Linked DNA regions of Homo sapiens: region 2 is linked to region 1. Evidence: chromatin loops called from intact Hi-C (ENCODE). Cell type or tissue: chondrocyte. All regions are shown on one strand. Region 1 overlaps TIAM1 (TIAM Rac1 associated GEF 1). Region 2 overlaps TIAM1 (TIAM Rac1 associated GEF 1).

Evidence for each region. Hi-C counts contacts between places; a loop is a spot of excess contacts. Peaks named below come from ENCODE experiments on the same cell type or tissue, not always from the same donor. Only the 100,000 strongest peaks of a DNase experiment are listed, where the experiment ranks them.
Region 2: it touches region 1 in a loop (2.3-fold over the local background); 5 of 110 quality-filtered maps call a loop at or near these places.

The regions. Positions count from the first base shown.
Region 1 is chr21:31,332,040-31,337,039 of GRCh38, forward strand. The region is part of intron 2 of TIAM1 (TIAM Rac1 associated GEF 1); the gene reads right to left. Among named protein-coding and RNA genes, the nearest start is that of TIAM1, 9.7 kb to the right of the region's middle. In chondrocyte, no CTCF peak of the experiment used is centred here; a DNase peak (open chromatin) is centred at 2,845.
Region 2 is chr21:31,281,475-31,286,474 of GRCh38, forward strand. All of the region lies in intron 2 of TIAM1 (TIAM Rac1 associated GEF 1), which reads right to left. Among named protein-coding and RNA genes, the nearest start is that of TIAM1, 60 kb to the right of the region's middle. In chondrocyte, a CTCF peak has its summit at 2,962; no DNase peak of the experiment used is centred here.

The DNA.
Region 1 (5,000 bases):
GTATATTTTCCCATTTTATTTAATTTTTCTGCTCTCAAAATTACTTCCAGATCCTATTTTTTCTTTAGTTTTCATTTTCATCCTACATGAAACCCCCTACTCCTGGAGTAAAAAGGAAAGAAAGAAAAGGAAACAACCACAAGTTAACACGGTATTTTAAAATACAACACCAAAAATATAAAATCCAGCCACGGCATCTGAGACTGAAAGAAACAAATAAATAATGTGTAAATAAATAATGCAGCACTATCAAGCTAAAAGTTGAGTCTTGGTACATAATATCCATATTACAGGCTTTGCCAACTATACAGAGAGAAATTTCTATACACTCAAGGAACCTAAGGATGCAACTCACAGCCCTGAGCAACAGGCTCAACTAAGGTTGAAGAGTCAGGAAGAGCCCAGGATAAGAACTTTGGTCTCCTGACCTCTTTCTAGCCCAGTGCTCACCTTCTCATATTTCATATTAATGAAATACTAACTAGCAAATAATGATAATCATTTTGTTTAAACATACATGACTGAGCTTACCAGAAATACCCTCACTCACCTCACTCAAAAAAACTTTTTTTTTTTTCACCAAAAGAGAAAAACCACTGTGCCCTGAGCAGGAACCATTTCTAGCAGTATCAACACTGCCACTGGAACCACCCAGAGAAAATGCTCAAACCACCACCAGGGAACTCGCGATAAAACACCCACACTCACATTCACACTATGTATGTGATCATTAAAATCACCCTCCAATGATCTACAAAAAAAAAAAAAGTCTGTTGGTTAGAGCTCTTCATGACTAAATGGCTCATCAGACATCTGCCCAAACTAGATTCCTCTAAATATTGAGAAAGGTGAAGCAGAAACACTAAGAGTCCACATTGGTTTTCTGTCCCAACTCTTAAAAAGAACTAAATAAACCAGGCATGGTGATGTATGACTGCAGTCCCAGCCACTCAGGAGGCTGAGGCAGGAGGATTGCTTGAGGTCAGGATTTCAAGGCCAGCCTGGGCAACATGGCAAGACCCCATCTCTCAAAAGCAATTTTTATTTTAAATAAATAAATGAATTAAAGATTGTAGATGCACTGTTCACTACTTGAGCTACCAACACAGGGAAATCAGGACCACAGAGGCTAGGGTTTCTCAGCTGCCCCGAGGGCTGAGGATCTGGGTAGGTGTGGTTTGTCCGCCTGGGGGCTGCTGAGCCTAGTCCAGGCACTTTACTTCTCTCCAACTCCGTTTTTTTCAGCAGTAAAACTGGAATATTAACAGCTCATTGGATTACTTTGAAGATTAAATGTCCTGACTCTTCAAATTTATCAAACTTCTAGTTTATACCTCTCATTTGAACCCTTCTAAACTTCTAGTTTATACCTCTCATTTGAACCCTTCTATGAACTCTCTTTTTGTTTTTTCTTTTGCGACAGGGTCTGGCTCCGTCTCCCAGGCCGGAGTGCAGTGGCGCAAACATGGCTCACTGCAGCCTCAACCTTCTGGGCTCAAGCAATCCTCCCGCCTCAGCTTCCTGCGTAGCTGGGACCACAGACATGCACCACCACACCCTGGCTAAGTTTTTTATTTTCTTGTAAAGATGAGCCCTCACTTTATTGCCCAGGCTGGTCTCGAATCTCTAGGCTCAAGTGATCTTCCCACTTCAGCCTCCCAAAGTGCTGGGACTATGGGCATGGGCCATCACGCCTGGCCTGAACACTTATGAATTCTTGATGGTATATCTTTTCTTCCCTTCTACACTGTAAGCTACGCTGTACCCCAAAGATGATATTCTACACTGTATCCCAAAGATGATATTCATAGCTACCCAACAAATGATTTGTTGAAAGAATGAATAAATGAGCTAACCATACCACCCTCCCCCCCAAAAAATTAATATGAAGCATAGTAACTAGATGTCACTCTCCTAACCTGAATACATTACCTTACCTTGGCTTGTTGAGACTTCTGCAAATACATTAGAAAGATAAATAGCAACAGTTACTACGTAGAGGTGAAAATCGGAAACGCTTCCAATCAACGCTTATGGCTATAGGCTTTTCCACTTCGATTCAACCCCACGCTTGGTTTGCATGCAGGCAATTGCAACAGCCCCTAGTGTTCCATTCTAAAGCTGAAACCACGAAAAATCCATTTTATTTTCACTTAATGTCAACTCTTGTGCTTTCTTTGAAGAGGGATTCTGCTGCCTCCAGCCCTCCCCACCTGGGTGCTGTTTCTTTATTATCCCCACCTCCCCGCCTTTTTTTTTTTTTGACTTGGGATCTCACTCTGTTGCCCAGGCTTGAGTGCAATGGCGTGGTTCTGACTCACTGCAGCCTCAAAGTCCTTGGCTCAAGGGATTCTCCCCCTGCTCAGCCTCCGGAATCGATGGGATTTTATGCAGGAAACACTGCACTCGGCTGTTCTTCATCAATGCTTCAGTCCTCATTACACATATTGATGCTGTTTGATCAGCAAAAAAATCCCACTGATAAGGGCACCTAACTGCGCTATCTTGACTCTCCGGGGATTTCAGATACCCTCACCTGCGCCTCCAGTAAAGCTAACCCAGGCCTCTGGAAAGAATTTTTTTCTAGCTCTGAAAGTAGTTATCTGCAGCCCATCCCTCCCTTCACAGCCCCCACATGGTTCATTCCCATCCCCATAAGCAAACCGAACTCTGCTGAGCATCAGTTCGGAGCAGAGAGAAAAGGCTGTGTGCTTTGAGCAGACTGGCTCCTTCCCAAGCTAAACACACTTATGTGCATCTGACTCCATTACCGCCCCAGCCTGCACATGTACCAGGGCGCCCAGCCTTTCCGGAGGTGAGCTTGTGTTTACCCACTGCCATGGGAGTATTTCCCAGTCAGCCTCTCCTCCCCACAGTGGAGACTGGCTGCAACCACCCGACCCCCAACCCAGGCAACCAAATGTGACATCCAAGGAGTTCCCGGAGTGGCCATCTGTCCCTGCCATGCCAATGTTTACGCGACATGGGCAGGAGAAGGACAGGCCAGGGAAGCCTCCAGGGTATCTTGCATCAGACCCAAGGCATCCACATCCCAGGCCGTTTGTGCCACAAAACAAAAACAGTGAAAGAAGAGTCCTCTGTCTAACCAGAGAGGTTCCCGGTTCCTAAAGAGAAGCATCCATCTCTTTAACTTTCCTGAGGGTGTTCAAAGAACCAGCCTGATACGTTTCACCTGTGGACCAACATCTAAAAATAAAATGAGATCCCTAATTTTGCAGTTTTTAAAATATTACCTCACCCTCCCCACCCTCCACAAAGTGAAACCTAAACATGGTATTTCAGACAATAATGACTTCAACAAGCTCATGAACAGTGAAATGCTAGGAGGAATTGGCTAATGTAGAAAAGATTTAGATCAGAAATAAACTCAAGCCAGGTGCGGTGGCTCATGCTTGTAATCCCGGGAGGCCAAGGCAGGTGGATCACCTGAGGTCAGGAGTTCAAGACCATCCTGGCCAACACGGTGAAACCCTGTCTCTATTAAAAATACAAAAATTAGCTGGGCATGGTGGTGCACACCTGTAATCCCAGCTACTTGGGAGGCTGAGGTGGGAGAATTGCTTGAACCTGGGAGGCGGAGGTTGCAGTGAGCCGAGATCACACCACTGCACTCCAGCCTGGGTGACAGAGCGAGACTCTGTCTCCAAAAAAAAAGAAAAAAGAAAGAAACTCAAGAGTCTCCAAATTCTAGAGTTAATATGACCATTAGACATGCTCATCTAAATGTCTCTGTTTATATTCACAACCGGAGGTCAAGATGTGTGGGAACAGTCACGAGTTTAGAAATCAGATAACACACAGTTCAACTCCAGGGTCACTGCCACAATAGAGTGATTTTAGTCAAGCTACCTAGGTTCCACCAAGTAGACTTGGAGATGAGAATACGCACAGGCTCAGAGGGGCTGTGAGGTGCAATCATGTATTCTGTTAGAGATCACAAAGCAGAAGTATGCCAGGCACACAGTAGGTGCTCAATGTTTGCATCTTCCTTTCCAGCCCTAGCCCTCCTTCCATAGCCTTACAATGTCGGGGGCGCACCCAGGAGGCAGAAGATGTCCAAGACAGAATAAGTGAAGACAGACGCCACTGGGGAGCGTTCGGCCGGCCATCAGCTAAGACTCAGCGCACTGACTCTGCTGGGACATATTTCTGTTATCTTTCGAATGGGGACAAAAGATGCTTGACATGTTTCACCTACCATTTGCATGAAATCTGTTGAACTACATCTGAAGTACTGGGGGAGAATCCACATTATTCATCACATAAATGTGCTTAAACTCCCTCCGGGGGGAAGATGGGCTAGCCACTGTGCCTGAAGCCAAGAGATGACACATCCATTCTATGACTCAACTTGAGCAGCTGCAGTGTGAAAATACACACACAGGCTCACACAGAAATGGGCTAACAATTTTTAGAATTGCCCCTTGCTTTTTTTTTTTTTTTTTTTTTAGTTTTGCTCTTTAACCTCATTACTTTCCTTTGCTCACAGAACCTGGAAGCAACGTTGACATTTCTTTGGACAGCTCTGACCGGGTTTTAATCCCAAAAAGAATCCCTTAACACTGTGGCACATGAGGCACAGGGCACAGTCACAGGTCTCAGGGACTCATGATCCTACTTCAGGGAGAGCTCAGAAGGGTAACATCATCTGAGAAGGAACACTGGTTCCGAGGGGCAAAAATCACAGTGGCTGGGGCAGTCCAGAAAGACAGCCGGGAGGAGGTGGACTTGAACTGACTCTGAAGGAGAGGTAAAATCTGAATCGGCAGAGAGCAGGCAGGAGGCCAATGGGGGTAACCAACAAGGACAGGTGCCCTGAGACAGGACTCAGGAAAGCTGACTCTGGCGGGCTGTGTGGCCACTCGTTCAGCTAACATTTACTAGGCACGCCATGGCAGTCACTATAGCCATGCTGGGGCAAGTATAAAGAGAATCCAAGCAACCCACCCTGGAGGAACACACAATAGCACGGTGATCAA
Region 2 (5,000 bases), 51 kb before region 1:
CAGTAGTTTAATGACAATCAGGAGGTTTTCCTTTACATTGAGCTTAAACAGTGGGGGCAGAAGTCTTGGATCAAAATCCTAAACATGTATTTCATATGCAATAAGCACCAACAGCCTTTAGCTTTTAACAGTCATACTTAGACCCCAAATCAGTACTGACAGATAAATAGGTGGATGGTAGATGGGTAGATGAATGGACAGATAAGTGGATGGATGGATGGATGGATGGATGGATAGATGGACAGACGGTGATGGATAATAGATATATGGATGAATGGTAGATGGATGGATGGGTGGTGGATGGAGATAGAGATATGGATGAATGGTAGATGGGTGGATGGATGGATAGAGTGATAGTGGATGGTGAATGGATAATTGATGGGTGGTAGGTGGATAGATGGATGGTAGATGGGCAGATGGATGGATGTAGATGGATGGATCTAGCACATTAGAAAATTTTAAGTGGCTCAGAAATTAAAGAAGTTTCATCACTTTTTAAACTGTTACTTAAGAAAAAACTTGGGAATGACTTCTAAGGATACACAATTTAAAAAGTAATAGGAGGAATGAGGGTAACCATGAATATCCTGTTGAGCTACACATCTAGCTCCATTTAACAGTAAGCTTTATAACAGCCAAGTCAAATAGGAAAAACATGGCAGTTGTAAATTTCACAATGTCCAAATCGATGGCTCAAAGGAAGCACAAAAGTTCTTGGTTCTTGGTACTCGGATCAAACAGGCATCTCCACTGGTGTTCCTCTGAGGCCACTGTGATATGATGAGCAATGCTCTAGACCTCATCCTTCCACGGAGGCTCAGTGACAAATTTCATAGGAATGTTTCTTGTCTTGAAAATTATTTTTTTAAAAACCGCAATTCAGCAGCAAGCAGCCGTCTTGAAGACGCAGGATACTGCTGCAGAGTGGACAGACAGTGTTCCTTCCAGGAAATTCTTCTTGAGCACTGCCTGCCCTCCACGGAGTGCAGAAGCATGACTGAGTGGGGGTGACCTTGAGATGGACTCTCTGGCTCACAGCTGATTGTAGCTGGGACATGCTGACAGATGACCACACCCCATCTGGTGTAAAGCCACTGTTTTCACCAAGGGTGTGTCTGTCTGGCTTCTGTGAAAGCTGAGATAGCAATAAGGATTCATGCACAAAGCTTCCTACCTTCCCACTGACGGCCCTGGGGCAGGGCCAGGACTCCCAGTGAAAAACCAATCCCTCCGAACAGATGAATGAGCCATGATAAGGGCCCCAAGTTCCTACTCCATAAAGCATGAATGAAATAGTTTTAGCCCCACCATATTTCAAAGGCAGGTATAAAAAGACACCCAAATCAGAAAATTATTAAAAAGTCCCCAGAACTTTCCATATCCACAGACTGCCCTAGTTTTGGGCAATGTTACTTCCTAATGTATCCAAATATATCCTAAATAAACTAAGCAAGAGAACAGATTCATACAATCAATATGTTTAAGTCAACCACAAGTTGGGAACTATCTAAAATCATAACTTTAATTTTAGAGCGGTAAATCTTTGACAATACTTAATCAACAGGTTCAGCCAGGACAGACATTACCATATTTCTTAGAAGTAAAGTCGGTACATTTCAAAGTGAAGTTACTATGTATGTCAACTTAGGGCGAGCTACCATTTATGGAAAGCTTACTATCTGGCTGGCACTGTGTTCATGGCATCAGGCCAAAGTGCTCTTTAGACTTCCCCTAAGTTCTTGGTGTTTATCACCTTGCAACTACACCTTTGACTGACAGCTGCCAACATACTGCAACACTGACACCACATCACTTCCTGCAAAGCTTCCTCCCAACAGGGTTTAGAAGCCACCAGACCCCCAAGGGCTGTGTTACATGGCCAGTGTCCAAATCTCCCAAATATTCATACAGCCTGACTCTAGGAATGGTTCAAATGAGGCCCCAGCTCGCTGAAATGGATGTAATAACTTTCTCAGGACACACCATGAGAATCATGTGCTTTCTCCAAAATCCAAGCAGCATCTCTTTTCCCATTTCTTTCTTTCTTTCTTTTCTTTCCCTTTTTTATTTATTTATTTATTTATTTTTGAGATGAAGTGTTGCTCTGTCGCCCAGGCTGGAGTGCAGTGGCATGATCTCTGCTCACTGCAACCTCTGCCTCCGGGATTCAAGCAATTCTCCTGCCTCAGCCTCCCAAGTAGTTGGGACTACAAGCGCACATCATGCCCAGTTAATTTTTGTATTTTTAGTAGAAACGGAGTTTCATCATATTGGTCAGGCTGGTCTCAAACTCCTGACCTCAGGTGATCCACCCTCCTTGGCTTCCCAAAGTGCTGAGATTACAGGCATGAGTCACCGCGCCCATCCCCTTTTCCCATTTCTTAAAGCCGCAAAGCTACTGAACACTTGGGAATTCCACCCAACACTCCAAGAGTAGTTTCCATGGAATGCTAGAACACAGCTTTGGGCTCGCTCTTGGCTCCTAAATTCCAAGTTTCAGTCACATCAAAAAAGCACGCTTACATCGTAAGGCAGGGTAGAACATTTGATCCCCAAAGAAAATAGAAATGGAGCTGAATGTCATTAACTTCTAATGCTTAGATCTGTCCTTTGCTATTTCACCACACTGTGGCTTAACGTACAGGGTGTTCCCTGTGAGAGAACTAGGTAATCTAAGCTCGTGCAAGAAGACAGTGGGAGAGGACAGTATTCATTCTCAGTGTTTTCATACCTCCTATGAAACATAAGAGAGTAATAATCCTTAAACCGCACACCAAAATAATCGCCTCAAGAACATATCAACACCTTGGTTTAGAAGAGATGTCAAAATCAAATCACTTTATCCAACAACTCATTTTCCAAAATTGAGCCACCCTTAGGTCTCTTCCCTTGGACAGAGCTGCCTCCCACTCCCATGTAAGTTGTAGAAGCTGCAACAGGCACAGGAGGAAGCCACACTTCCTAGGACACACAGCAGGGGGGGTGGAGGGTAAACAGAGCTCCTCTTTCACTGTCAAAGACTGAAGTTCCAGGAAAGGAATTTTTTTATTTTTTATTTTTTTGAGATGGAGTCTCGCTCTGTCACCCAGGCTGGAGTGCAGTGGTGCGATCTTGGCTCACCGCAACCTCCACCTCTCAAGTTCAAGTGATTCTCTTGCCTCAACCTCCCGAGTAGCTGGGACTACAGGCATGTGCCACCACACCCGGCTAATTTTTTTTTGTATTTTTTTTAGTAGTGATGGGGTTTCACCAAGTTAGCCAGGCTGGTCTTGAACTCCTGACCTCAAGTGATCAGCCCACTTTGGCTTCCCAAAGTGAGGAATTTGGTTCTAATTCTCTGTTTTCCAAGCCTGAAGTTCAGCCTTGAGCCAGCCTGGAGACAAGGGAGTCTCCATTCCAAGGGACATGGCCCAACATGGGAAGTCAGGGAAAAAGGCACCGCAAGGGACTCTCAGACTCAGCAGCTTCTGTCTACCTCCAAGACATTCTCCAGACCTGCCCCAGTGACCCAAAAGCACGAAAGTGCAACCTGCAATTTCCCTGATGGCCTCTGACCCCTACAGCCTGGCTTCCCCTAACCTGTTCCCTTACCATGCAGCCAAGAGGAAAGTCTTTCAGCCAAAAATACAGTCAGGATATCAAGAGGTCCCCTTCCTTCATCAGGAAGCAGAACAGGATGTGGTCATCAGCTATGATTTCATTCCCCAAGCCACCCCCCCAAGCCAATTCCCAACCCATAGCTGCCTTCGCACACAGAGGGGTGTGGCCACTCTGGAATCAGGGAAGAGCTTGTGGGGGGGGCGGTGAGGCCATGAACTCAAGAGGCCAGGGTGGCAACTAAGCCTGTTGGCAACAAGGGCTGGGACTGCCTGCATCCAGACAACAGAGAAGATAATCCCAAGCACTGCTGGAAAGGTCACGGGGATGGGGTGTGAAAATCTGCCTTGTTGTCCCTGGATGCTTTGAGCCTAAAGGGCCCATCCAAAAAGAATCACTCCCCCCATGGACTTGCTGCTTTCACCTTGGGGCTGTCTCTGCTGCTGTTGCACTTGTGTTGACGGCATGAAATTCTTTTAACAGAACATGGTTAAAGAGAGATTTCACGCCAGGCATGGTGGCTCACATCTGTAATCCCAGCACTTTGGGGGGCCAAGGTGGGTGGATAACTTGAGGTCAGGAGTTAAGAGTCCAGCCTGTCCAACATGGTGAAACCCTGTCTCTACTAAAAATACAAAAATTAGCTGAGTGTGGTGGCCCACACCTGTAATCTCAGCTACTCGGGAGGCTGAGGCAGGAGAATCGCTTGAACCCAGGAGGTGGAGGCTGCAGTGAGCGAAGATCACACCATTGCACTCCAGCCTGGGCACAGAGTGAGATTCCGTCTCAACAAATAAATTAATTAATTAATCAATTAATTAAAATAAAAGAGAGAGTTCAGTCTTCCAGATAATGAGAAAGCTTTTAAGGCTATGACATTGTAAGTGGAGAGGAAGAAAGAGAATCTAGAAATATTAAGTATGTAAGTGTGTGTATATCATTGATCAGCAACTTAATTTAATAACTAAAAGGTATTGGGCAAGTATGATAGTTGGGAAATAAGAGTTTCCATATGTAAAAAGTGAAATTGTAATAGGATCCTGTGTTGCACCATTGCTAGGGGGATATTATGAATATCATCAACCTTGATATGTGTTTAGGTAGCATAACCTAACAGAAGGATTTTAATCAAAGACTAAATAAACATCGCAGTGCAGCAAAGAATATTGCATTTTAAAGTTAATGATTTAAAAAAATATTTAAAGGGTCCAGGCACAGTGAGTGGCTCATGCCTGTAATCCTAGCATGTTGGGAGGCTGAGGCAGGAGGACGACTTGGGCCCAGGAGTTCGAGACCAGTCTGGGCAACATGGTAAGACCTCATGTCTATTTCTTTAAAATAAAAATATTTAAAGGACTGGGCTTGGTGGCTCATGCCTGCAATCTTAGCACTTTGGGAAGCCG